Linked DNA regions of Mus musculus: regions 1, 2, 3, 4, 5 and 7 are each linked to region 6. The links are chromatin loops, found by intact Hi-C in ENCODE. Cell type or tissue: heart. All regions are shown on one strand. Region 1 overlaps Nck2 (non-catalytic region of tyrosine kinase adaptor protein 2). Region 2 overlaps LOC115487086 (a long non-coding RNA gene). Region 3 overlaps AI597479 (expressed sequence AI597479). Region 4 has its middle 77 kb from the start of Gm29040. Region 5 has its middle 44 kb from the start of Gm38628. Region 6 holds the start of Nck2 (non-catalytic region of tyrosine kinase adaptor protein 2). Region 7 overlaps Ecrg4 (ECRG4 augurin precursor).

Region 1 (4,000 bases), 58 kb after region 6:
CATGGGGACACAAGCTCCAAGCTCTTGCATTTTGTTTTTAGTTTTCTGATTCCATGGGGTGAGCAGCCTTGTTTCACTTCTGTTCTCATTGTGGTGTTCTGTCTTGTCTTCGCTAGTTTTATGTCAACTTAACACAAACTAGAATTGTGAAAAGAGGAAACCTTAATTGAGAAAATGCCTCCATAAGATTCTGTTGTAGAACATTTTCTTAATTAGTGATTGATGGGAAAGGCTCAACCCATTGTGGGCGGTGCCATCTCTGGGCTGGTGGTCCTGGTTTCTATAGGAAAACAGGCTGAGCAAGCCAGTGAGCAGCTCTCTGGCATGGCTTCTGCGTCACCTCTTGGCTCTAGGTTTGGGCCTTGGTGGAGTTCCCATCTGACTTCCTTCAGTGACTACAGTGTAGACGTGTAAGCCCAATAAACCCTTTCCTCTCCAACTAGCTTTTGGTCATGGTGTTTCCGCATAGCAGTTGTAGCCGTAACTATGACAAGTTATGTATCATGCAGAAGCAACTGACCAAGGCCTGAGCTCTGAAGATGAACCAGAATAAACCTTTGCTTCTTTGAAGTTTCTTTTCTCAGATATTTTAACACAGTAACAGAAAGCAGACTACACCATCTGCTGCTGCAGGAGTGTGCTAAATCATCTGGAGTTTTGTTGGCTATGGGTAGGAGTGATCTTCAAAGCAGAGCATGGAGAAGGAATAGAAATTCAAGGGGGAGAGGGTTGTGTTCGTAGGAGAGCCCTTGAACTTTGGCTGTGAAATGAGTGAGTTCCCTGTTCTTTGGGGGCAGGGTGGCGTCCCTGTGGTGTTGTCTGAGGGACGTTGGAGAAGAGTGCCTGGAGAGTAGAGCTTTGTAAATGTTCTCTTTTTCTCAGTGGGGGGAAAAAAGACAGAGTCAGAAAAGAGACAGCGGAGCATTTTCTAACAGAGTTCAACCTGGTGAATTATTGACCCTCTGTGTTTTCTGACACTCGTGCACTGGTTTGATCTCACAGTAGAGTCGACTAGCGTTGGGTCCTGGGCTGGCAGGTGTTTTCTCAACTTGACACAAACTAGGGTCATTTGGGAAGAAAGGAAATTAATTGAGAAAATGGCTCGGTTGGATTAACTTGTCATTAAATCTATAGGGCATTTCCTAGTTGATGATTTATGTGGGAGGGCCCTGCCCATTGTGGACAGGTGGTCCTGGATGGTATAAGAAAGGCTGAGCAAGCTATGAGAAGCAAGCCAGTCAGCAGTACCCTTCTGTGGCCTGTGAATCAGTGCCTGCCTCCATGTTCTTGCCCCGGCATCCCTCAGTGGTGGAGTGTGACCTGAGCATTCTAAGCTGAGATAAGCCTTTCCTCCCCGAGTTTCTTGGTCATGGTGTTGTATTGCAACAATAGGACCCCTACATGCATGGCATATACTCGGTTCACTCTATGCTGTTTAATGTTTACAAGGAAGCAAGACAATCCTTTCTCTTTATTCTCCATATCACGTGAGGAAAGTTTACTTTCTAACCCGGTTTTAAGCTCAGTATGTGTTCTGGTATCAGATAACAGTCTCCTCTTTCTGCACTTGTGCACGTGAAGGTTGATAGCATCCGGTCTCTGGTATTTGTTCCATAATGCTTGTGGAATGGAAGAATAGTGTTAGCACGATGACACTTGGGAAACCTCATTTTTACTTGGCAAGTTAGGAAAGTTTTTCTCTGCGAAATTCTTGGAAATGTCGTGGTTCCTTTTGTTTTAGATGTCAGTCTCTGCAGAGGAAGATTAGCTACGCTTTCTGAGATTTTTATCTAAAATAATCATGTTAATATAAAATAAAGGTCCTGGGGTTGTCTTCATAGGATGTTTACTGTAAGGCTGATTGATAGTTTGAATGACACAGCAGTTTTAGAAGCAACCTAAAAGTTTATTTTTTTTTAATAGACAAACTTTCTTATAGCAAATCGAATTGAGAAGCCAGGCTGTGTGTTCCTGTAATTCACTTTGACCCCTACTCTCCTGGGCTTGTTTCAGAAGGGTAGGGCAGTGTCTGTGATGTGCCTTTTTGGCATCATTTTCACTTGGCAGGCATGCAGTACATTCACCTTAATAAGTAAGACTTCTCATGTAGTGCTGCCAACAGGGTGACTGATGTAGTCTCTGAGGAAACCTGCCTTTATACTTAAGTAGTAGCCTCAACATCATATATACCTGCAGGCTGTAGATCAGGGATTTGTTTCCGGTTTGAGTCTTCTGCATCCCCATGCCTCATGCAGGCCATTCATTCTGTTCATAGTGTGAGGTGTCTCCAGTTGGCTTTTGTTCGTTTCCTCTTCTTGGCTCTAACCACTGGTGAACACTGGGACCTTTGGTCAGCAGCGTGTGTGTATTCTAATTCTGTAGGTCTCAGGTAGGGTTTGCTTGGGATAAAGATGGAGCAACATCCTTCTCATTGGCTTGTTGCCAGTGGAGCGTTTCTGCTTCCTGAATGCCTACTTCCAGCATTCTCCTTCCTCCTAGTGTAACCTGTGGATATTCTGCTTTGCCAGTTCTAAGTTGGATGGCAAAGCGAAGCGGTCATTTAATTCATCATTGGAACCTTTCCCAGATCTCTGTCTGCCTCAGGTTTTCCTGGTTTTGATTTTGTTGGGGTTTTCTTTGTTTTGTTTTGGCTTTGCTCGAACATTTTCTTGTGAGACTGATTTCAAGAATATACTTCATAAGGTTGATGAATAAAATTATGAATTCAGAGAGAGTTCAAAATCTATTCTTGACTATGTTTTTCCAGTACACCACATTGCTGTGTGGAGTTGAAGTTGATCATTTCAGAATGTGTAAATGCAAGGATTTACATGGGATGAGGATTATCTGAGACCTGCTCGGACAAGGATGGGGTTTGGTCTGGTGCCAGGTGGTTTTTGACTTGCCTGTTGGTCCTTTGTGCCTGCCTAAAAGGCTCGCCACGTTGATCTCTGGGTTCTTGTCTGATTTCCGTTTCAGAAGTGCTGACACAGCTAATCTGAGTATTTATGCCTATTACCACTTGAAGCTCAGTGGGTGTCTCTTTGGGGATATTCACACAGAAATGGCTTAATTGGATTTCAGCCCAGACACAGTATCTGAATGGTTCTTTATGAATTGCATTAATTGGGCTACTGCCATAGGAAGTCTACCCTGCCCCCCACCCCCACCCCACACACATACAGAGGGAGGGGGGAGGGAGGGAGGGAGGGAGGGAGGGAGTGACAAAGACAGAGACAGAGATTAGAATAGAATTTAGAAGTGCTGTGATTCAGTTCTTTTCATTGGCTTGTTGCTAATTTGTATAATAAATGAAATATTTTAGAATGTGGTAGCTCATCTTTGTAGGGAAGCTGAGGCTAAACAATTACTGTGCGTTTGAGATCACTCTGAGCTGTATAGTGAATTCCAGGCTATTTCAGGTTAAAGAGGAGCACCCTATCACAAAAGTCAGAAAATCAAGACAGGCATACTAGAGAACAATGAATAGGCCAGGTATGTTGTGCATACCTTAATCCCAGCATCAGAAGGCAGAGGCAGGTAGATCTGAGTTTGGGACTAGCCTAGTGTACATAGTGAGTTCCAGGGCAGCCAGAGCTACATAGTGAGACTGTGTCTCAAAGGGGGAAGAGAGATGAAGAGAATGAGAACCTGATAGGTAAATACAGTTTGTAAGTATAACTCTCCTTAGGTTGTGCTTTTGTGTCATTTTCTAAATTCTAGGATCATGTGGCTATTCACACCGGATTCAAGAGTATAGTCTGTATGGGGATGAACCTTTGAAAGGAAAAGATTTAGGGCCTGAGTGACACTGCCTGCTTAAGGCCATTTGGCTATTAACAGTGCATCTTATGATGTAATTGAGAAGTGACAGTTTTCTGAGTGTGGTAGGCCCAACAGCATTGGAGAGGGTGATGTAGGACTGAGTTTGAGGTCAGGCTAAGCTATATAGTATGTTCTGGGATAGCCTGGACTAAAGTGAGACCCTGTCTCCAAAGCA
Region 2 (4,000 bases), 140 kb before region 6:
ACACCTCCTCTTCCTGGCCTTGGCCTACTTTTTTTTTCCCAATGACATTTGAAGCCAGGTTTAATGCTAAGCAGTGCCCAAGTAAAAACACAGATAAGGGCAGGTGGCCTTCTTCCCTCAGAGACCCACAACTGCCTGTCGCTTCCTGTGGGGGAGGAGCTGAATGGTTGCAACTCCTTCAAGGATCACGCTTCTGGAACCCCACTGTATGACACTGTATGACGTCTATGGGCCGTGTCCCTCTCTGCTCAGGTATGGGCAGTTCAGGGGATCCCTTTGCTGTGCTTGAGCCCATCCTCATATCCATATGGTACCCTATGAAGGCTGCATTGGGGGCCAAACATACACGTTCTCACAAGGTGGGATTTGAATATAATCACCTTGATTATGTACAGGGAGTTCCTTTGGCAGATTTTGAGATTTACCTGTTGATGGGGGATACCTAAAATCTAGTCAGGAGAATTAAGTTTTGAGAAAGCGTATTCATATTTGAGGAGAGCTGTTTGGTCCATTGGTGAAAAGCCATCAAAGTATGTATAAATAGTCCACGCAAGCATCCACTGGGCAGCATAAAGGGGCCTACGGTGAATCCTGGGAAGCTCAGAGGTGATCGGGGTTAATGCACATCCCCCAGAAAACAGAAATTTTGTTTCCAGGATGAGCTGGCTAGAAGATGGAGCAAAGCTGGGAACAGAAATTGTACCTGTCTCTTGGGATGTCAGGCCCATGCCGGGCAGGATCTGATACCTTCAAACCCCTCATTATAACTGAACGGAAGAATATGGACGCGCTTTCTTGCTACCCAAGTTTTTCCTTCTGTTGCTGCAGTTGGCATTCTGTTAAGTCTCCATTGGAAGGCTCTCGGTGTAGTGATGAGAGTGTTTTCCAACGCTGTGATTTGCCTGGAAATGGAAAGAGGAAAAGCCTGGTAGAAAAGAAGTCCTGTGGGATCGCTCAGGATTTGCTTGTTCCTCTACTATGCTGCCTTTCAGTGATTGCCGAAGACTTCATTTTTACTTCCTACAAGTGGCAACTTTATCCACAAGTATGAAACATTGCACTCTTCCATCAAGAACATCCATCGCTTTTGTACACACACACACACACACACACACACACTCACACATATGCATGCATGAATACCCTACGCATGCATGCATACGTCCATCAGTCTCCCGAGAAAGATCAGCAGACAAGCAGCAGGCCCCCTCCAAGTGTGAGGACAGGGTTAAACCTGTCTGCAGATTTCTCAGCTCACTTTTACTTAGGGGCAAAGTCAGGCTCCAGCCCCAGAAATCATCCTCCCCCTCCTTTCCACCTCTTTCTTTCCCTAGGGTATAGTGGAGCCTGGAAGCCCAAGCCTGCCTCCTTGTGATTGGAGCATCAAACAGACAAAAAATGCTGAAGCTGATTGCTGCAGCCCAGTTGTGTCCACCAAGGAGATGGTACCTCGGAGAAGGAAAGGAGTCCTGAGAAATCTGTCCTCCTGGATGGGCAATGCCAGTATCTCTGGGTGGGCATAAGTAGATTTTTAATTAATAAAAAATGAAAGTGTGAGTTTGGCTGCTTCACTTCTCTCTCTGCCTCCCACCTCACATCGCTCGGTATTATATTACATCATGCAATAAGCAAGCACAGAGACTGTCTCTAGATAAAGCCCCACCTCTACCCCCACACCAGACTTCCCACTTCCTGAACTACGAGCAGTAATTGTTTTCCTTTATTAATTACTAAGCTAGTAGGAGTCTGTTTCAGCAACACAGAGCAGACTAAAATGGTGATGTAATCTCAGCAAAAGGTCTGCTCTTCCCTGGAGTAAGCGGGTAGAGGGTGATGGTCTAGGAAAGCACAGAGACCCTGCCACGTTTCACTGAATGAGTCCGAGGAATCACGATGGCCAGGCAAAGGTCTTGCTCTTATAGTTCATACTTGACTTCAGACTCCCTCTAAACACTCCCATTTGCACTCACCAAGACCACCAAAGGGGATCATGCAGTGCTAGACAGGCCAGTGTTTCCCAAAAGGCTAACAGAAACACAGATGCTGGCTCAGCTGGAGTGTTCCACTCAGTAAGTCTAAGGCATGGCCTCACGGTGTACCTCTAACATCCTCTATAACATCGATGCTTGACGTTCAGGAGCTCTACTTGGAGGCTGAAGGGGGTGAGCAGGCGGTGACAAGAGTAGGCAAGCCAAGGTCGTCCTCCTGGGCCATGCTAACTCGTTCAATGACAGAGACTCACTGGAGTCTCTCTTCCACTTAGCCAACTTCCTGCTTGACTCATCTATGACACAGATTCTATGCCAAGACCTGTCCACGGTTTGAGATTCACTATGCTTGAAAACTAACCAGTGTTCCCTCACTTTCAGTTTCCAAGGTCTCAAGTCCCACAGGGCATCGCAAGGGGACTAGCTGACATCCACCCCACCAGTGGGTCATTTTGTTACGATCAGAGGAGTGGTTTCTGGTGATAGTAGATCACTTGGGCTTTGCCCCCAGAGAGGCAACTCTTTATTTCACTGAGAGTAACTACAACAAAATTCAAATTAAAACAAAAAAACCTCTTTCATTCCAGGGTAGATATTATCTCCATACATGAAAGCTATTTGCCATATAAGCCATATTTAAAAATAAAGACTGGAGCAAATGCATAGAATTCCTCTACTGTCCTGTCAAGATAACAGCCACTATGGTTATAAAGTTATACATGTTTAAAGACATATTCACATCTTGGAAGCTGGCACCATTACCTCAAATAGCTTATCCACCCCCTAGTACTGCTATAAGAAGGCACCACAAGCTTAGACTCTTAAACAAACAAACAAACAAACAAACAAACAAGCTTGTCATCTTGCAGTTCTAAAGGCTCTCTGTCTGACCTCAAAGTGTTGATGGACTATGCTTCTGTCAGAGTACCTACAGGGGTAAGGGGTTCCTTTCTTTCTTTTTCTGATGTCTTATAGTTCCTAAGTTCTCTGGCTTTTTAGAGGCATTGCTCCAGTCTGTTTCTGTCTTCATATGGCATGCACCCAGGTGCCTGCACCTTCCCATGGCAGTGTGTTGACGACACCAGCCTGATTGATTCAGGAGTCATTTGCTCCAGTATGAGCCTCTTCTTGTCAAACAGACAAACCAACAAACAAAACAGCAACAAGATCCCCATGAAATGATTCTCTTTCCAAACAAGGCTGCATTCTGAGGTGCTGGGGGTTTGAAGGCCAACTCATTTTCAAGGGACCTGCAATAGAATACCTGACAAAACGCCATGACAGCTGCTAATCAATAGGTCTTCAAATGAGAGGATTATGAGGGATTACCTCGCTTGCCATCACAAGGTCCTTAAAAGTTAGAAGACGGAAGCCGGGCAGTGGTGGTGCACACCTTTAATCCCAGCACTTGGGAGGCAGAGTCAGTGGAATTCTGAGTTTGCGGCCAGCCTGGTCTACAAAGTGAGTTCCAGGACAGCCAAGGCTACACAGAGAAACCCTGTCTCGGGGGGGGGGGGGAGTAGAAAAGGGAAACTGGGAGTGAGTCAGAGTGAGACAATGTCAGGATACTACCCAACATTGCTGGTTTTGAAGAGGAGGAAGATCCATAAGCCAAGGACCATGGGCAGTCCCCAGGAAAAATAGACAACAGATTCTTCTCTCTCCTCTGAAAGGGACACACTTTTACCTGGACCTTGGCTTTAGCCCCATGATACCTCTGTGGAACTTCTAACCCACAGACACACAGGCACATTTGTGTTATCTTAAGCCACTGTGTTTATTACTTTTCTCAAGGTTGTGACAAAATTCCAGGCAGCAGTGGCTTCAGCAGGCTAAGTTTGTTATTCCAGCTCATGGTTTCAAGTGACATCAAGGCTCTAATGGTGGGAGAGCCTAGTGGCAAGAGCAGGGCCTGTCCATGGCAGTGGGGGCTTGTAGTACAGCTTGCTCCCTCCTTGGCAGATCAGAAGCAAGATCTGGGGCTAAAACTGGAATCAGATATCAACACAAAG
Region 3 (4,000 bases), 340 kb before region 6:
AAGAGTGTTACTTAGGCACAGTCATCTAATTCTTAAAATATTCCTAAATTTCAGAAAACTAATCAAATTACTTTAAAAGGAAAGTTTCATTTGACTAGTAAATGTTGCCTACGTTGTGAGGATGACATTCTAAGATTCATGAGTGTTGGTTGTCGTAGTGGTGGTACTGGTAAGTTACGTGAACCTTCTCTTCATAGGCACTGCTGTAGAGAATGGATGAGAGCCATAAGACAAGGTTTGGAGGGCTGGGGAAGAGGGAAGATGTAAGTTTAATTTGACAGTGGCTTTAATCTCTTGTGAGTCTCTCAGCTGAGGTGACTGGAAACTTGAATGTAGTTGAATATAATTGTGCTCTTAGTCTTCTGGAAAAGAAGTACAAATGGCTCGCCATTGACCAGGAATGGCTACATCTTAGTGCTGACCTTCAGACGTCTCTGAACTATGCTATGTGTACTCTCATTTCATTTGCTTGTTGAGGTTCTTCAGTTCAAGCAGTGCTATTAGCACACTTCAGCACTTACCCCAGTAATGAGCAAACCACTCAGTGCTCCTCATACTTTCTTTCAAAGCTAAACTTCATAGCCCATGGGTATTGCTTAAAAAAGATCTTTGGCTTTATTTTAAGAATTTGCAATTTGGAGGGTGAGGTTTAAAGCTCAGTTATAGAGTACTTCCTTAGATGGTGTGCAAAATCTGGGTGTGGTACCAGCACATAGGACTCCCTACCACCACTCCCTCACACACACACCCAATTCTGCTTGTGCACACACACAAAGTTTTACAATTTGGATCTCGAACCAGAGCATTATAGTTGAGATTATCTAAAAGTGTCCTGTTTTGGTGAACTCACTGTTTTTTTCTGTGGAGAAACACGGATCCAGAGGAATGCTGTAACTAGTCAAGGTGAGACACAGCATATCAGCTGCATTCTTATTGCTGTGATGCAGCACAGCTTATGCATGCAAGACGTTTATTTGGCTTGTGCTCCCAGGGGAATAAAAGCCCACCACCATCACAGTGGGGAAGCACTGTAGCAAGCCCTAGGCAGGGTGTCAAGGACAGCTGAGAGCTCCTGTCTCAGACCCCAAATGGGAAGCAGAGAGAGAGAGAGCAACCTCCAAATGGTACAAGTCTTTAAGCTGGTGGTTCTCATCCTGTGAGGTCAAATGACCCTTCCACAAGGGTTGCCCAAGACCATCAGAAAAGAGATATTTACATTAAAATTCATAAGAGTAGCAAAATTAGTTAAGAAGTCGCAATAAAAATAATTCTGTGATTGGGGATCACTATAGCATGAGGAACTATATTAAATGGTCACAGCATTAGGAAGGTTGAGAACTACTGCACTAGAGCCTTGTGGCCACAAGATGCATGCCCTCCCTCAGATGATGTAACTGATCAAAGATGAGGGTGGGCATGAAGGCCTCAATGCCTGGATGAGGATGGAGGCTGTGTTTCACAGTACAAGCATGCTCCTTTGGTCTGTGAACACCGTGGACTTATTCTACAGTGGGTTTATAGAGTTTGCTTGTTTTGCAAACGGTCCATTAGCTCACTGAAAGCCTTCACAGTCTCAGCCCCCACATTCACTCATCCCTCCCTCGGGATTCATCCAGAGCCATGCTCAGTCCTGCCAGCTCCATCCACTGAAAGGCCCTTGTGCCGGTCACTGTTGCTAATCTCTATACCCTGTTTATTCTGTGTTTTCTATACTTATGCGTGTTTAAATCCACACGTATTCACAATTACCTGCAACGTTCAGGCCTGTGCTTTGGAGCAGTGAAATGTACCAGTTAACCAATGGGCATGAAGACTCAAATCCCACGATTACAATTGTGCAGATATTTTAATCACTGATGAGAAAGTATCCAGACCATGGAGACACTTGGTGACTGTAGTAAGGCTTTGCTTTGTTGTTTGTGGACTATGCTGTGAGAGTCTTGGGACTGTCTTATAGTTTCTCTTGTAAAATAATAATGGATTGTGATCACATGGTAAGGATAGCACTACTAATAAGCTGCTCTTGTTTATTATGGAGCTAGTTAATACTTTTATTAGTCATCTTCTATTTCTTTGATAAAACACCAAGATCAAGGCAGTTTGTAGACAGAAGGGTTTATTTGGGCTTATGAGGGGGTCTTTCCCTTAATCCAGAGCGAAGAGTCCATCTGGCATGCATTCGTGGCAGCCAGCAGTAGACAGTTGTGAGCTCCCATCTTGAACTACAAGCAGGAAATAGAGAACAAACTGGAAATGGCAGAAGTCTTTGAACTCTCCTCACCCTCCCCCATTGAAGTGCTCCTCTAGAAATGCCACAGATCCTAAACTGCCCAAACAGCGCCACCTGCTGGGGACCAAGCATTCACACCCCCAAGACCACGGGGACATCTCATTATAAATGATAATGAAATCTCTTACAAATAAGTACTTTGTACTTTAAAGCATAGAGAATTGGTTTTTTGGGCCTGGGAGTCTTCCCTCCAGTTATTTCCTTTACCACAGTCTGTTCACTAAACCTTGTTGCTTATTGGCCTGCCAGCCTGTGTGGTGCTCTATAAGAGAACATCTCTCTGCTTTCAGGAGTAGTGCTGTAGATGGATTAAGGAAAAGGCCCCTCATTGTGTTCGATGGGAGCTCAACCAGCACAAGCATCAAAGTGAAAAGGACGGAGAACGGAGCAGACGACCGGCTCAAGCCTCTTGCCCAGATAGGCTCCACCAGTGATGCCTTCTGGAAATCACCAAATTCCTCGTCGAGGATTTCACCCCTAGTGTTGTTTTCCAATTTGCCTGTGAACCATAAAATGGAGCACAATAATAATGACACTCAACAGAACCATGACTTAATGAATAGGAAAAGTCCTTCGGGTCCAGTGAAGTCACCACCTCTGTCCCCTGTTGGAACTACTCCTGTGAAATTAAAGCGGGCTGCTCCTAAGGAAGAGGCAGAGGCCACAGTAAGTGTGGGGGTGGCTTCAACATTGAGCATGGCACTGAGCATCCACCCTGTAGCCCTGGGTCAACTGGCTGTGCTTGTTTCCTGGGGTGGATAGGGTGCTAAAATCAGGCCTATTTCCTTTAGTATGTTGTGATCTGAAAACAGTAGAGAGTTTAAAATTTGGCCCCATGTCAAACTATAGTGAAATTTTGATAGTTAAGCTGACACCTTTCCTTACTATACTGATACAAAAGATTACCCTGAGACCAGTCCCTGCAGCACGCAAGGCTTAGTGGTCCCACCTGCACGGAGCTCACTGAGGATGCTGCCTCACCTGCCCAGGCTCTCAGCCTCCCCAGTCTACCCCAGTAGGTACTCCTACCTGACTCTTCAGAGTGCATCCCTGGCCAAGCTGTTCCTATAGTTCAGGGTGGGCGGACACTGCTGGAGAAGAGAGCACATGTGCTCCTACCTGACTCTACAGACCACAGTGCCCACTTGCTGCCCTGGAACTCTGCAGTGTCTGGGGTTTTTATCCTGTAGCTTATATATTTGAATCCTGGAATTTAAAAATCTACAATGATTATTGTTTTTGAAAGTTCACTAAATTTCTTTCTATGTAAAATGAATGCAGAGAGGAAGATTTCATAAAATTGTTCTCTTTCCACCTTGGAATCAAAAAGGTGAATACTCCTTTGTTGGTGAGGTCCAGAGTGCTACTGTCTAGGGCAGCACGTTTATAAAGTAGTATTTGGGCCTAGGCCCTAAGTCTGTTTGTACTCACCTTTAACCTACCTTAGAATCTACTCTTCCCTAAACAGCAAATAACTTAACTTGGGAAGGATAGAGGAGTTGTAAGGGGCGTCTCTTACACATGTGTGTTGTGCTGTGTTGAAGCATCTGGATACTTGGAGTTTACACGTCACAGCTGCATGACTTTCTCAGCTAAGTGGCCAGCCTGTACTTCTATTACAGAGAATATGCTGGACCCCAATCTGCTTACATACTGATTTTAACCATTTTTGTGAGATAGAGGAAAATGTGGGATGAAAAGAGAATAATC
Region 4 (4,000 bases), 110 kb before region 6:
CCCAACCAGAAGCAGTGGACCCCTGTTGTTGAATTAGGGAAGGCTGAAAGAAGCTGAGGAGAAGAGCAACCTTGTAGGAGGACCAGCAGTCTCAATTAATCCCAGAGTTCTTTCAAACACTGGGCCACCAAACAGAAAGCATACACCCAACACACATACAGTAGAGGACTGCCAGGTCTGTGTTCATTCAGAGATGATGCACCTAACCCTCAAGAGACTGGAGGCCCAGGGAGTTTAGAGGTCAGGTGGAGTGAGAAGTGAAGACATCCATGTGGAGACAGGGTCGGGTGGGGAGGAGGTGTGGGATGTGGAAGGGTCAGAGGGTGGATGGGGAGGGGTGGGGAATAGAATATGGACTGTAAAAAATGAATTACAAATAAAATTATATTTTAAAAAATGTACTACTACCGCACTGAGGATCAAGCTTCCAGTACAGCAACCTTTGAGGGACAAACATACCAAAATACAACAGAGTCATTCTCCCATTAACTTCCTCCTGGATCTACAGAGATATCTGGGTCTCACCAGGGAATAGCTTAGTCTGGAAATGGTGTGAAGTAGGGTGAGCACATTTAGCTCTCTATCTGTCTCACATTAGCTTCTGTCTCCATTTAGAATGGACATGCAATTGTGTCTCACTTTGAAATTTAGAGACCTAATGGGCTATTTACTCACACAGAGGCAAGGCTCTTGCACTGACCTGCGTTATCCTGGGATCAATCCCAAAGCCTTTTTACCTGCCTTCAGCTCATGTCTACCTTATTTGACCTAACCTGTGTTTAGACTTGTCTGAATAGTGCTCACTGTTTTCCTGCAGACGCCATCATTGAACCATCCTTGCCTACTAGCACCTACATCTCATCCATGCATGCCCATAGCAGACCAAGCTTATAGGTCTCCAGTCAGGAAGGCTCCCCTTTACCTTTGGATCCTAGAAACCATTGTTTTAGACAGCGGATGTTTAATGTATATACATTGGGCCAGCCAGCTAACCAGCCATTCCTTTGCTTGTTACTTACTGGATGCTCTGGACAAGTTGATCACAGTAAATCAGGCAAATAGAATTATAATCCTGAACTTCAAGGAAGTAAATCCAGAAAGAAGACTGGGGAGCCAGTTAATAATTGCTCTAAGTTTAATAATCATCATAAGTCAGTTTTGGAAGTATGAAAGGGATGCTCTCAGCTCCACCAATGAGGAAAACGAAAGAACGTACAAAAGCCAGACACACACCCAAGGGTGGCCAGAGGGTCATATGTGTCCTCGTGGTCTTTGCCATAATCGATGGGGCAGCTGTTAACACCCCTCATTGCTGATGAGCTACAGGGAAATCATCCCTCTGCCATAAATAGTCCCAAGAAATGTTCCAGAACAGTAGCTGCCCCGCATGGTATGGTTTGAAGACACTCTTCCTCTCAGTGGGCATCCTACAAAGACTTGGCAGGAACAGGATGGCGGCACAGCTTTTACAAGCAAGGCTAAGTATGGAAGACCCTCTGAGGCAGGGACCTCTCTTTGAGAAGTACAGTCTCCTCCCACAGGGACAAGGCTATGCTGCCCCAGTCATTCCACCCTGTTCTATCCCCTTTCGTGCCCCATCATCAACTCTTACAAACAACTGCTTCTGCAAGTGCTTTTCTAAGAAGCCTGGAAAGAGGATGTTGGAAACATGCAGGGGTGAAGTTCAGGAGAGAAGAGGTCTGGACTGTGGCCAGGGTTCTGTGTGAGTGAACACTGCTGGCTGCTGAGCCACTTGACCTGTGACCTGAGGCCTGGGAAAGCTTGCTTCCTCTCTTTCATTTTATTTATGGATTCATGCAAGCTTCCTATTTATACAACCATTCTGACAGATGCAGGCTTTCATTTGGCCACATCTCAAGGCTGGATGACTTTTCCCTCTGCCTGACTAGCTTCCTCTAGCCAGGGCCCACTACTTGGTCTCTATAACAATAAGGCTTCCATGTCCTTCCAATGTGAGCCTATTTGTGTGCTGGGATGCTCCATACCTAAAAGCTTCTGTGATGTAGTCTCGGAATAGTCTAGTTGTGTCACATCCATTTGGCTGTTGATAGCTGGGACATTGTTAATTTCCAACTGTTAGATGGAAACGTTTGTCCATCCGCACTAATGGATATTTGCTTTCTGTTTGGAGACTGTATAAAACAATAAGACTTTGGTAGCACATTTGACTGACTAAACCTTTTCACTTGTGTGTAGATTTTCTGAATAAGGGAAGCAGAACAAGTCACCAGTCAACATGTGGATCAGTGTCTCTCATGACACATTATGGCAGCAAGAGACAAAATTCACACATCGAGGGTCATAGGGCCCTCACTTTGCAAGCTAATGAACTTAGCCCAACCTCTCTTCTGTGTTCCTTTGGACAAGAAGACATTGTGTGGAGCAACCCTGAGCCTTCCGGAAGCATGAGGACCAATGAGATCCAGGCTTTGCTTGCAAGCCCACATAACACAGGGAAACTTTGTGATACTATCCTCTGCTGAAAGCCCAGGGCAACAAACCAGAGATGTCCATTTTTAATTAGGAAAATGGAATAACAATTAAGCTCTCAGTAGCAGGAATTTGCTAATGCAAGACCAGTCATTGTAAAAAGAGCTGAAATCAGCCCCGGAGACAGAAGACACCAAAAATAACTTTTGGGTCAGAAAGAAAAGACACTCCAACACCACAGCAGCCAGCCTCCCTCAAGCTGCCTCTTTGCTTGCCAAATATCAGAGGGATGGTTTATTATTCAGAGAAGAAAAAAGTTTTCTGAGTTGGTCTCATTTGTTTGCCTTAAATTCATACGGCCCTCTGCATAGGCTGTTGGGGAATTTCTCATTATTCGTTCCTGCATCTTTAAGGCCAGTGAGTCCACTTTTCAGGGGAAGCTCTGACCAAGAATAAAGGACCCTGCCCAAGCATGAGTCACCTGGAATAGTAATTAGAACTAAGCCACAATAGCCAGCACAGGAGATCAGTAGGAGGAAGGAGTTGTGACTTCACTGTCCCCTTGGCTGGGCTTGACCTCCAAGCTCTTCCCAGATCCTCAATCAATCGTGTCTCTCTCCCTCTCCCTCTCCCTCTCCCTCTCCCTCTCCCTCTCCCTCTCCCTCTCCCTCTCCCTCTCCCTCTCCCTCTCCCTCCTTTTCTCTCCCTCTCCCTCTCCCTCTCCCTCTCCCTCTCCCTCTCCCTCTCCCTCTCCCTCCCTTTCTCTCCCTCTCTCCTTCCCTGCACCCCTTTCTCTCTGGCATTTCCTCTGTGTGTTGGTCACAAAACTGCTGTTTGGAATCAGTCTGGGAATCAAGAAAAGGTTTAGGTCAGAATCAACCACCAGTTCATTGTCTCACTTAATATCTCCCAAGTAAAAAGATCCTAGATAAGAAAGAGAGATGGAAGTTCAAAGTGAAGGTGATGAAAGATGAGGAAATATTTTTATTTTAAAGATAATTTAAAATATTTTTAAAGATGACAATGAGGTTCAATCTAGTTATTCAGTCGAAAGAAGGCAGTGTGTCAAAATATTAGAGAAAAATCCTATTATTGTAGCCAAGTGAGTGGTATACACAGACAGCAGAGAAGGGTAAGCTTATAAGTTATCAAAGACCCAAGATATTTGAATGTTTTCAAAATATTCCTTGTTTAAGAATAGTTCAAGTTTTTAAAAGATTTTTTTAGCTCACTAGTGAAAGATATTCACATTTCCCTCCCAGTTGATATGAAATGAAGAATATTTAAGCAGTCCTTTCCAAAGCAAGAGAATGCCTTTCATACTTGACTTGTAGAATTTCAGTAGATTTTAGTAATAATATAATACCTAATCGCTGGAAAGTTTCAAGGCAAACACATCATTCAGTTTTAGGTAAATATGGGTTTGGGTTTTTGTTTTGTTTTTTTTTTGTTTTGTTTTTGGTTTTGTTGTTGTTGTTGTTATTTATATGAGTTCATGTGAGCCCATGTGTGGAAGTCAAATGCGAAACCTCAAATATCAATCTGGTCT
Region 5 (4,000 bases), 190 kb after region 6:
TAAGAAAGAGATCGCAGATCCCCAAAGAAAGTCTAATGCCATAGCGCATGCCTGCCTCTCCTCACATTCCACCTCCTCCAACATCCCTGTCTAGGTTGAAAATTCCTGTTTCTAGAATCCAGTTCCATTTCTCTCAGTTCTCACTGTATTTGCTTGGCCTCTCCCCTGAGGCACCTGAGACTTGCTGCCCTATTTGGAGCCTGTGGCTATTGTGGAGGCAGAAATTGTCATTTGTGTTCCTGAGTGCCTGTCATGGTATGGAGCAGAACTTTCCAAAAGCTGGAACTAAGTCAGCCCGAGTGCTAAGATTCGGCAGTATCACCTTCAAAATGCAGGTGTTACAGTGTGGTAGTATTGAAGGCAAGATCTTTAGGAAGGACTAGAATTTCAGGCTACTTTATTTTTAAACTTAAAATATGCTTCTAATGATTATCTCTCTCTCTCCCCCATTTTTTCCTCCAGCTCCTCCTAGGTCTCCAAAAAGTTTTATTTCTTTTTTTTATTAGATATTTTCTTCATTTACATTTCAAATGCTATCCCCTTTCCTAGTTTCCTCTCTGAAAATCCCCTATACCCTCCCCCTTTCCCCTGCTCCTCAACCCACCCACTCCTGCTTCCTGGCCCTGGAGTTTCCCTGTACTGCGGTATAGAATCTTTGCAAGACCAAGGGCCTCTCCTCCTATTGATGGCCGACTAGGCCATCCTCTGTTACATATGCAGCTAGAGACATGAGCTCTAGGGGTACTGGTTAGTTCATATTGTTGTTCCTCCTATAGGGACCCCTTTAGCTCCTTGGGTACTTTCTCTAGCTCCTCCATTGGGGGCCCTGTATTCCATCTAATAGATGACTGTGAGCATCCACTTTTGTATTTGCCAGGCACTGGGATAGCCTCACAGGAGACAGCTATATCAGGGTTTCAGGCTACTTCTTTCACGATCAGGTTAAAGGCACTGAGAAAGAGGCCTCAGGCAACCTTGGACTGGGTTGCTCTTCAACTCTCTGTCATAGGAGGACAGAATTCATTCTCTCTTCCCCTTCCATGACCAGGCACTTCTTGATCAGGTTAAAGGCACTGAGAAAGAGGCCTCAGGCAACCTTGGATTGGGTTGCTCTTCAACTCTCTGTCATAGGAGGACAGAATTCATTCTCTCTTTCCTTTCCATGACCAGGAACATGAAGACACACACACACACACACACACTTTAGTCTTGGGTTTCTTACATCCCAGGATTATAAGAAATAGATATCTATTCTTTAAGAAATACTCAGACCTTGGTATTTTGTTATAGCACCACAAAAAAATTAAGATAAAAATCTAGAATAAATTTTGTGAAAGATAGACTAAGCTGTTAATAGTTGATCATTAGTTCAGAAAGCATTGGACACCTCTAGAAATTAAATGCAAAAGTATGTGGGACCATTGAGATGGGTCAGAGGGTAAAGAAACCTGGCAAGACAAGTAGCTTGAGTTGGATTCTCAGAAACTACATACAGAGAACTGATAAAAACTCTAAAAAGTTTTTATCTAACCTCTACCATGTGAATACTGTGGTTCATTCATGTGCATTCCAGCAGGCATATACATGCACATGTGTGCACACAGATACAGACACACACACACTGCATACAATAAATCTTAAAAATAAACACTTATGTTGGTGTAGGTCTTCTCTGGGACAAAATACGTGAGATAATCAGCTCAAAAAAAAGAAATGTCTATTTCTTGGTTTATATCTTGGATTCAAAAGTATTAGTCCATGGTTGATTGTTCGGTTGCTTTTGAGTGAGATCACCACGCCACTTACCCTTACTGTGGCTAGAATGTGGAAAAGGTATAAACAAGAAAAAAGAAAAATAATGTGGTCCCTCAATCCCACAATCCCTCTTTTGAGACCACACCCTGAGAGACCCAAGCCAAGCCTCCTAGTAGGCCCTACCTCCTAAAGATTCCACCACCTCTCAATAGTGCCACCAGGTGGATTAAGTCTTTAGCACATGGTGACACCGCAGTTTCAAACCATGCCACAGTGTCAGGATAAAATTGCTGCACCAGGCACTGGCAAATATGTTACAGAATAACAAAACTAGAGTGTCTAATGGATAGAAATCTCGGAGTAGCTTTGCAGAGTCAGGGTGTGCTGGATAGTTTTATGTCAACTTGACCCAGATAGAGTCATCAGATAGGAAGAAGACTCAGTTGAGAAAATACCTCCATGAAATTTGACCCTAGGGGATTGTATTAATAAAGATGGATGGGGGGGCAGTTCATTGTCGGGATGCCACTCCTGGTGGTAACCCTGAGTTCTAGAAGAAAGCAGGCTGAGCAAGCCATGGGAAGTGAACTGGTAGGTAGCATCCTTCCTAGGCTCTGCATCAGCTTCAGCCTCCAGGTTCCTGCTCTGCTTGACTTCTTTTCCATCACTCCTTTTGATGATGGACTGTTACATGGAACTGTGAGTGAAATAAATACTGCCCACCACAAGTTGCCTTTGGTCATGATGTTTCATCACAGCAATAATAAGCCCAACGAAGACACTGGGCTTCAGTCAGTGAGGAGTAACATCAAAGTTAAATGTATTTTCCTAGACACATAAATTTCCTTGAACACTTCACAGTGAGGCAAATACAAAGACATGCTGGCACCAGACCTTAGTTCCAAGTTTTCGATAGTTTTTCTTAAGTTGGTTCTTTAATGCATGTTCACTGAACAGCCTTATGGATGAAGTATACAACACACAAGATGCAGGAAGCTAGCTTTTCCCAGTTTACACGATCTACTCCAGTGAAGCTCAAGGTCTTTTCAGGCCATGGAAATGTGAAGGATGCTATTTTTAGATTTTTATTTCTTTATTTGATATGTGTGTCTGTGTACCATGTATGTGCCTGGTACCTACAGAGGCCAGAAGAGTGTATTGGATCCCCTAGAACTAGAGTTACAGATAACTATCTGTAACAACGCTCTTGTGGGTGCTGGAAATTGAACTAGGGTCCTCAGAAAGAGAAAGAAGTGCATTTCATTCCAGCCAAACACCACTCCCAGGAACTCAGACTCTGGGTGTGGACCTGGGTTCCCTAGTTCTTCCTGGGTACTCTTTCCAGCCTTTTCTTTTTAGCTCTTCTCTGATCTTTTGTGATTCTATGAACCCACAGAATGCCTTTCTTTCAGGCACCCAAAGCTGCCACACTCAGCTGGGACTCAGGTACGGGACCTTAATTCTCCTTCCTATCCTCCATGTGGGTTTCTCTAGATCCTTAGTTTGCTGTAGCCTGCATGCCTGAGTCCTTCCTCCAGTCCACCTCCATTCCCTGGGGACTTGGCTTCTTGGTGCTTACCCAGGGTTTTCTTGACCTTTGACCTTCTAGCTTCTCTTCCTTTGTGACTCCCCATTGGACTCCAGAACATATCTCTACCAAGAATCCCACAGCTACTACCCTTGACTGGGATTCAGGGACTCCCTGTAACTGCTGCGCCTGGCTGCACACGCTGAGTGAGCAACAACAACAACAAAAAACAAAGAATAGAACACCCATTCAACAAGAATAAAACAAGATATCTACATAAAAAACATCTCAAACATCCTAACTCCAGGTGCCTAGATCCTAATGCAAAAACACAAAATTCAACAACCAACACTATCATATAAGTGCCCCCAAAAGCAATTTAGCTGAGATGCAAGACAAATACTTCAAAAATAGTAATTATTCATATGTTTAAAGGCAAGTACTTCAAAATAGCTATTATTCATATGTTTAAAGACCTTAAAGACAATGTGAATAAATGCCTAATGTAAACTGTGAAAACACAAACAGTTAAAATGACAGAATGAAAACAATTAAAGATAAGAAAGTACAATTTAACAAAGAATTAGAATCACTAAAGACAACTGAAATTGAAATAAAAACATGAATTGAATAACTTCAGCAATAAACTTCACAGAGTTAAAGATATTGGAAGAAAAGATTTCAGGTTTGAAGAAAAGGGAGGAGAAATAGATAGCT
Region 6 (4,000 bases):
CTTGTGGTGGTTGAAATAGATTTGGCCCCACAGACTCATGTGTTTGAATGATTGGCCTACAAGGAGTGGCACTATTAGGTGGTGTGGCCTTGTTGGAATAGGAAGTACATCACTGTGGGGGCAGGCTTCAGGTCTCCTAGTGCTCAAGCTCTGCCCAGTCTCCTTCTGGCTTCCTTCCGATCAAGATGTAGAACTCTTGGCTCCCCCAGCACCATATCTGCCTGCATGCTGCCCTGCTTCAGACCATGATGACAATGGACCGAACTTCTGAAATGGTACTCCAGCCCCAATGAAGTATTTGCCCTTATAAGAGTTGCCTTGGTTATGGTGTCTCCTCACAGCAATAACACCCAAACTAAACTAAGACACCTAGCTGCATATGTATCAAAAGATGGCCTAGTAGGCCATCACTGGAAAGAGAGGCCCATTGGACACGCAAACTTTATATGCCCCAGTACAGGGGAACGCCAGGGCCAAAAAGTGGGAATGGGTGGGTAGGGGAGTGGCGGGGAGGGTATGGGGGACTTTTGGGATAGCATTGGAAATGTAATTGAGGAAAATACGTAATAAAAAAAATGTGGAAAAAAAACCTAAGACACCTCTCTCTCTCTCTCTCTCTCTCTCTCTCTCTCTCTCTCACACACACACACACACACACACACACACACACACACACACTGATCTATCATCTATGGATTTAATTGGGGGCTTGCTTACAATTCCAGTGGCTTGGTCCACTGTCATCACGGTGGGAAGCTTGGTAGCAGCCAGGCATGTTGCTAGGGAAGTAGCTGAGAGCTATACTCTGATCCACTGTGCAGCAAGCACACAGACACCCAGACACACAGGTGCTGGCTAAGTTCAAAGCTTACTCCCAGTGACTCATCTCCTCCAACAAGGACATACCCTCCTAATCTAAATAGTTTACTAACTGGCCTGCAAATATATGAGCCAAGGGGAGTCCTTCTTGTTCAAATCTCCCTGGAGATCTTATACAGAATCAGTGAGAGGAGTCTGAGGCCACTTTTCAAAGCAAAAGCTTAAAAACTGTGTCCATATCGTCTTACTTATTTAGCATAAACTAATTTTAAGTAGGGCTAAACTATTGGTTAGAGTTCTGCCTTCATTGTTGTAAAGCTAGATAGTAACAAAGATGAGGTCTGTAACAAAGAACGGATGAAGCTAGCATCTCCGACTGGAAGAGACTGTTGGGTGTGCTGATTTTGTACAGGATGCCTCCTAGTGCCCTCGTGTCAGGCTACGTGCCAGGTACTTAACATAGAAGGCAGGTAAACATCTCATGTGATAAAGCCGAGGAAGTTGTGAAACACCTGTGTAAGGTGACACAGTTCAGGAGCCTACGGTCAATGGCTGCGAGGACTATAGCCAAGCTTCCTCACGTTACTTATGCCTGGGAACTTCCTATAAGAAGGCAGGCAACTTTTCTTTCTTTCTTTTTCTTTTTTTGTTACGTAGGGTGAATTGTTTCTGCCTTAATAAGGAGGAAACAAGGGCTAGGGTTGAATCTCATTAACATAAATGTGAGTCGTCCGACCTGAAAGCGGAATTTATTTGAATATCAGGGGTTCCTTTGGGGTATAAGGAGCGAAGGAGCTTGGAGAAGAAACCTCTGGATCCAGTCCTTCTCTTCGATCCAGGGTTCTAGCTTTCCAAGTTTGCTTATAGGTTAGCTACTACTCAAGTCTGGGAGAGCAAGGTTTCCTTCTAAAGCTTTCTCAGCCTCCTGTACTAAAGAATTCCTGGGCTCTAATAAACTGGCCAGGACGCTGCGGAGGCAGCTGAGGTCGGGTTTCCTCTCCTCCCCCACTAGGAAGTGGTCCCGCCTGGAGGTTGGGGGTGGGGGGGATGGAGTAAAAAAGTGTCTGGATGGGAAAGTAAATAAATGCAAGGCAAATAAATAAAGAAAATGCCCACAAGCAATTACTGGGAGGAAGTGACATTTTTATGTAAGTCACTTTTCTGACAGACACCAGGCCTGTTTGGCTGAGAGTGCCGTGGGAATGCTTGGGGGGCGGGGTAGGGAGGTCGCTGTAAGGCTCCCGACGCACAGCCGGGTGCGGAGACCACCCGGTCTCGTGGGCTGCAAGTGGCACCTCCTTATCCCTAGCAGCCCCTCCCGGGTGCCCCCAGCTCCAATCTAGAGCGGGTTACGGCTTGAAGCCCCCAGGCGGCGCTTTCCCGAGGCCTGGCTGGGACTCCCAGGTGGGTCCCCCGCCCCGCGTGCGCCGGGCTGGGCCGGCCCCTGGGCGGCGTCACGGCAGCCAGGGAGGAGCGCGGGCGGGGAGCGCGCGGAGGCGGGCGCTGCGCGGGAGGGTCGCCGCCGCGGATCGCAGGCCGGTGCGCGCGGCCGAGCGGGCGGCGGCGGCGACGGTGGTGGTGAGGAGGGCTCGGCGGCAGGCAGGCTCGGGGCTCCCGGGCCGGCGGGGTCCGCCGGGTCCAATTGCGTCCGCTTGGTGGCGGGAGGAGGGAGCGGTGCAGACAAAGAGCGGCATCTGGGCGGGCGCAGCGCGGCCGCCGCCCCGGGACTCGCGCTGCTGCCCTCCGGCCTCGGCGTGCACTGTGCGGCGAGGTAAGGCGATGGCGGGGGCTGCAAACTTGGGCCGGTCCGTGGAGTTGGAAGAGAGGGGCGAGCGGGCCGCGGCCGCCCGGGGAGGGCCAGGGAGCGCGTACCCCTGCGTACCCGGCCGGTGCCCTCAGCCCCGCCGCGGCCTGGCGTCCCCGGGCACCCGCACCTCGGATACACACACCTTCCTGCGAGCCCTCGCCTCCCTCTGCCTGGGGCTGGCGTGGGGGTGGGGCGCCCTCCGCGGGCGGACTCCGGGGACCAAGGACCCAAAGCCCTCGGGAACACTAGCAGCCCTGGCCTGTGGGCGGGCGTGGGACCGAACAGTGGCCAGGTCGCCGGGCGCGCGTGCCTGGGAAGAATAGCCTGGGATCTGAGGGCCACAGCGCTAGGAAGCGGGAGGCTGCGATGGCCGGGGAGAACTTCCAGTATTTAGAACTATTCGTGATCCGGCACAAAGCTGCTGTCACGTTCCATAAAGGAGGTCCTTGCCTCGGCGCAGGGCGCTTTTGTGCCTGGTTCCTTCCAGTCCCTGCGCCCGGTCCCGCATTTCCAAGACTTAAACCTCCTCAACCAAAGTTTTTCCCGGTTGCTCTGCCCCCTCAGTTTATTTATTCAGGGCGATTTAAGCAAGTGGTTCTGCAAGAATTTGATGTGTGACTTTTAATGCCCCGGTGGCACCTCCCTTTTGAGCGCTGTTAGCTTGGCATTGTGTGGAGAGGTTTGATTTGCAAAACGCTGTTATTTATACACAACAGCGATCCTCCCGGAAGGTGTGCGCGGGTGGTGGTTAATGGATAGCAGAGGTGACTTACAGTAGTATTGTGAACAGCTTGGGGACACAGCTGGGTGCCAAGTGGAGTGGGCCCTGCCACCCTAACCCATTCAGGTTGGCCGCTTCCTCCTTATTTGGCTCTCCTTATTTTGCTAACAGGTTTAAGGCCAGTCTTGCCAAGTTTGCGTCTGTGTGTGGGATGAACAGGTCCGAGTTTGGGCTGGAGGTGCACAGGCCTGCTCCTTGGTTGACCCAAAAAGAAACAGCCCGTTGGCCAGTGGGCGTGGCTTGCTGGTATCCTCCCCTGGAGACTTCTCTGCTCCTCTCCCAATACAGGCTTTTCTGCAGAGATTTTGAGGAGGAATGAGAATAATTTTGGGTGTGTTTCCAGCCTGGGTTTTTTTTTTTTTTTTTTTTTTTGGTATAGTTAGCAACTGTGGTTTTTCTAGTCTAAAGGTCACTACTTTATCAGAACATCTCAACTGTGCTGTGGGCACTCCCTCCATTCACTTTCCAAGTGTTTATAGATACAGAGGTAGAAACCGGACTTTCTCGTGCATGTGCCTGGTTTATGTAGCGAAGGCAGCCAGTGAACACAATGGAGAAAGTGCACTTTAGACAGATAAGGTTTTACACCTTCG
Region 7 (4,000 bases), 290 kb after region 6:
CTAGAAATGGAATTGTTATGTGACCCAGTTATTCCACTTGTGAGTGTATACTCAAAGCAAGTTCTTAATTGCATTTGGACCCCTTTTGCAGATGTAAGCACAGATTTGTCCTTTTCTCAGAAACCCTGGATAGACTGAGAGGATAATAATCCTGAGGAGAAGACAGCACTACTACCTCACTGTGGCCTTCTCTATCCTAGCTTCTCATGGCAGTCCCAGACCCCTTTAAACGCTCTGTTTTTTACTTAGTGTTTTCTCTCCAGGGGCTTTGTGTCTACCCTTCATGAGACCAACTAGCCTGTGTACAACTCTTAGGTACCAGTTGGCCGAATAGATGGTGTACTCTTTCAGGCTAGACACACTATTTCCTATCAAATTATCAAGCTGATTAGTTAAACTCTTTAAAAACTAAACATATTTAACAGCTAATGCCCCCCCCCAAATAAAGCTTAAATGAAAGACATTTAGAGAAAGTTGCAAAACTGTACAGCGATTTTAAAGAGCCAAATTCCCAGGCTTGCCCTAGAAGGCTCACCTCTGCCTGGCTCTTTCTCATGGGGCTGCCTAGCCTGTATGGGTCTGCACCATGGGCATAGAGCCCACCCTGAGTCCAATGAGAACCATCTTAATATCCTTAAAAAAAATGTTACCTCTGAAATTCCCAGCTGGTTATTCCTGGAGGATTATGAATTTGGGAGGAGGGCACTATAGGATCTATTACACCCTGAAGATAATGTTTGCTGGAAGCTGCATGTGATAAGCAGGAAGACATTAGGACTAAAACCACTGTTTTAGTGAGAAAAGCTCAATCAGTAATGCCCTTGTCATCTATTCGTCTCTGTTATCAGTATTAGCCCTCGATACCATGCACTGTTTTTCTTGTATGGCAAGTATCCCCAAACCCATTAAATACTTTACTACGGAGCTGTTAAATCAGGACAGGGATCAGCAGCTCTTATTTACAACTCTGACTTTTGCATTCCATAAGGTGCAAAAATCGCAGGAATTACGGACTCTGAAACTGCTTTCTGTTTCTGTTTCTGTTTCTGTAGATGGCATAAGTGGAAACAAACTCAAGAAGATGCTCCAGAAACGAGAAGGTAGGTCTGCCTCAAGCGGGTAAGGATGTGTTCACTGGTAACTGCAAGCGGCAGAACAGCAATGATGACTGTGTTCATGGAGGGCTTGTATTAGGAATATGAGAAAGGCTTGCAGACCTGGAGGGCTTGTTCTGTGGGTATGTGGTGTGGCATTCTGCTAGGTAAGTATTATTACTAGTAAACATTTGCCTTCCCCCACCAAAAAACAACAACAACAAAAGCTGTCAGTGTAAATGCAGAAACAGTGTTAATTGAATTTTGATTATTTTATACTGGTGAAACACATCTAAAGGGTCTGAGGGCCCTAACCCTACCTGGTGGGGTGGGTATAGAATGGCACTGTTGAAGCTCTGCCTATCCAGTCAGCAATTAGGAAAAGGCATTCCCATGGGGAAACCTTTCTATTACTAATTTCTACTGAAAAACAAAACAAAACAAAAAACAAAAACGAAAAGGCAGTTTCTGAGTTATATGATAGCAACAAGGAGACATAGAAGTAAAATATTCTAGAAGTCAAAATGTGGGCTGTTGGTCACTGTTATCAGTTAGGTCAAATGGAACCATTGTGCTGTCTAGTGAACATCCTTTCTCTTCTCTCCATCTCCCTCTATAAAATTAGCTGTTGAAGAGATTAGAAAATGTGAGCCCCATTTCTGATGTGATAATCAACCATTTACCCTCCTCCCCCCTAGCTTGTAGTGGCGCCTGAAGAGGGAGTGAGGTGGGGAGGTTGGATGACAAGCAGGTACAGGGGAGTACGTTACACAATGTGCTGCATCACTGCAGGGCGGCTACAGCTCAGAACAACCCACTGCACATTTTATGAGCAACTAGAAAAGAGTTTAAAGCTTCCTAACATGAAGTGATAAGCATTTCAACGGAGGGAAATGCCAATGAACCCACTTTGATCCTTGCGTGTATATATAGCATACATATTTACAATTTCTATGTGTTAATTCAAAACACAGCGTAGTTAAACCACATTAAAATTCTAGTAATAGCCTGGGGCTAGAGAAATGCTCAGTAGTAGTTAAGAGCACTGGCTGCTGTTTTTTAAGTTTAGGATTTTATTCCCAGCATCCACGTGGTATTTCCCAATTGTGTATAACTCTGGTTAGGGGATGATGCCCTCTTCTGGCCTTTGTTGGTACTGTATGTACATGGTGCACAGACATACATGTAGACAAAACACCCATACACATAAAATACAAACCTTGTAAAACATAGAAGGAAAAATTTCTTTCAATAGTAAAGAGAATATTGTTTTCAAAAAATAATTCATTCTTTGTCTTTTTGGAACGAACCTTTTCAGGACCTGTCCCGTCAAAGACTAATGTAGCTGTAGCCGAGAACACAGCAAAGGAATTCCTAGGTGGCCTGAAGCGTGCCAAACGACAGCTGTGGGACCGTACGCGGCCTGAGGTACAGCAGTGGTACCAGCAGTTCCTCTACATGGGCTTTGATGAGGCTGTGAGTATACTTTTCTGAGGGAGAGCCTTGGACACTATAGGGCAGGCTGTGTGGGACAGAGGACCGGCCTGAGGGAGAGGGCCTGAGATGGTAGACTTTGCTTCTTAGTAGTGTGTTCTCTGTCGCTCTGTCAAAATATCAGAGTTCATGTTTAGCTTGTGGTTCTGGAGGTCTGAAGTCACAATCTGGCTCTAGTAAGAACATCTTGGTACACGGTGTCATAATAGCAGGAGCAAGTGTTAAGAAACTGTGACATAAAAAGCAAGAAGCAAGTCTAAACTTGTTATATTAATATTTATTTTTCATATAATTTTTTTTATTATCTGCTTGTTTATTGAGACAGGATCTCATGTAGCCTAGCCTGGCCTCAAACTTGTATACAGTCAGGGAAGACCTTGAACTTCCTAGTGCTGACATTATGGGTGTGTATCAGCACACCCACTGACCTTCACAACCGCCAGTCCTTACAAGAACTCACCCACTGTGAAACACCACAGCATCAGTCCTTTCAGTAGGTAAAGCCTTCATGACCTAACTACTTTGCACCAGGGCCTCACTTCTTAAAGGCTCTCCAGCAATGCCATACTGGGGACCAAGCTTCTAGCTTCTAGAAGCACACAAACCATAGCCAAGCCACAGGGCTTTTTATTCCAAATGTGTGGGCCCACTCTTCACTGCATGCTAGCCATCCAGGTGGAGAGGAGGGACCCAGGGAATCTGTGAGCCAAAAGGCTGCATCTAGCTTCCCGAAGAATCTTATTTTCCTAGAAATGCCTTCAGCCCTGCTGTTCAGTTTCAACTGGGCATCCTCAAAACAACTCGCTAAATATTACCATCTTTGCCCAGAATCGGCTGAAACAACAAGGTGGGTATATGGACTCACGAAGACCATAAAGGAGAGGTGGTTCTTGCAGATGTTTAGGGGAAATTGCATCGGTGCACTCACGAGTAAAGCTGCTTTGCAGTTCATATGGGCCAGGAAGCCCCAGTGAGCAAAATCAGCAAGTTAACTATCTTATGAGACTATTTCAGGTCACGTCATTGTCTGGGCTACAGGGACAGGCAAGAAGGGAGCAGGACAGGCACTCTAGATGCCACTCACCAGAGACCATCCACAGAGTGGCTGAGGAGTCCAGGGTAGACCTCAAAGCCTGCCTTCAGGCTGCAGGGAGCATCTGCAGCGGGCAGCTGAACATGTTTGCATGTTCATGAACATGAGACTCACAGAGGGTGTTTGACGTACTATGCAGGGTAGAAAGGCCCCCTCTCATTAGATCAAACCATGTGACTGCACCATCCCCTGCCTTCCCATCCCTAGCTTCTACACATGCCAGTCCCTTCCCTACTCAAGTAGCTCTTCTTTTGCTGTGCAAGTAGCTACATACTTAAGCTAGACTCTATGTCAGGAGTGATTTGAAGTACTTAAAAAT

What was found. A loop is a pair of places that touch in the nucleus more often than their neighbours do. Peaks named below come from ENCODE experiments on the same cell type or tissue, not always from the same donor. Only the 100,000 strongest peaks of a DNase experiment are listed, where the experiment ranks them.
Region 1: it touches region 6 in a loop (2.7-fold over the local background); 4 of 42 quality-filtered maps call a loop at or near these places.
Region 2: it touches region 6 in a loop (4-fold over the local background); 18 of 42 quality-filtered maps call a loop at or near these places.
Region 3: a loop joins it to region 6, with 2.1 times the contacts of the local background. A loop is called at or near these places in 2 of 42 quality-filtered maps.
Region 4: a loop joins it to region 6, with 8 times the contacts of the local background. A loop is called at or near these places in 4 of 42 quality-filtered maps.
Region 5: it touches region 6 in a loop (2.0-fold over the local background); 9 of 42 quality-filtered maps call a loop at or near these places.
Region 7: a loop joins it to region 6, with 6 times the contacts of the local background. A loop is called at or near these places in 10 of 42 quality-filtered maps.

Annotation. Positions count from the first base shown.
Region 1 is chr1:43,501,403-43,505,402 of GRCm38, forward strand. All of the region lies in intron 1 of Nck2 (non-catalytic region of tyrosine kinase adaptor protein 2), which reads left to right. Among named protein-coding and RNA genes, the nearest start is that of Nck2, 58 kb to the left of the region's middle. In heart, no CTCF peak of the experiment used is centred here; no DNase peak of the experiment used is centred here.
Region 2 is chr1:43,300,711-43,304,710 of GRCm38, forward strand. LOC115487086 (a long non-coding RNA gene) reads right to left here. Exons shown (of 3, transcript XR_003947810.1): 2 at 704-902. Among named protein-coding and RNA genes, the nearest start is that of Gm29040, 42 kb to the left of the region's middle. In heart, no CTCF peak of the experiment used is centred here; no DNase peak of the experiment used is centred here.
Region 3 is chr1:43,108,418-43,112,417 of GRCm38, forward strand. It overlaps AI597479 (expressed sequence AI597479), which reads left to right. Exons shown (of 4, transcript NM_133818.1): 3 at 2,581-2,956. Among named protein-coding and RNA genes, the nearest start is that of AI597479, 12 kb to the left of the region's middle. In heart, a CTCF peak has its summit at 2,359 (motif pointing left); no DNase peak of the experiment used is centred here.
Region 4 is chr1:43,335,806-43,339,805 of GRCm38, forward strand. No RefSeq gene overlaps it. Among named protein-coding and RNA genes, the nearest start is that of Gm29040, 77 kb to the left of the region's middle. In heart, no CTCF peak of the experiment used is centred here; DNase peaks (open chromatin) are centred at 1,766 and 2,926.
Region 5 is chr1:43,633,946-43,637,945 of GRCm38, forward strand. No RefSeq gene overlaps it. Among named protein-coding and RNA genes, the nearest start is that of Gm38628, 44 kb to the right of the region's middle. In heart, a CTCF peak has its summit at 1,972 (motif pointing left); no DNase peak of the experiment used is centred here.
Region 6 is chr1:43,443,438-43,447,437 of GRCm38, forward strand. Nck2 (non-catalytic region of tyrosine kinase adaptor protein 2) reads left to right here and starts at 2,314. Exons shown (of 5, transcript NM_010879.3): 1 at 2,314-2,590. In heart, CTCF peaks have their summits at 2,163 and 2,780; DNase peaks (open chromatin) are centred at 2,274, 2,854 and 3,604; H3K4me3 peaks cover 2,843 bases; H3K27ac peaks cover 2,897 bases.
Region 7 is chr1:43,736,148-43,740,147 of GRCm38, forward strand. Ecrg4 (ECRG4 augurin precursor) reads left to right here. Exons shown (of 4, transcript NM_024283.3): 2 at 1,053-1,100; 3 at 2,413-2,570. Among named protein-coding and RNA genes, the nearest start is that of Ecrg4, 7.5 kb to the left of the region's middle. In heart, a CTCF peak has its summit at 2,238 (motif pointing left); no DNase peak of the experiment used is centred here.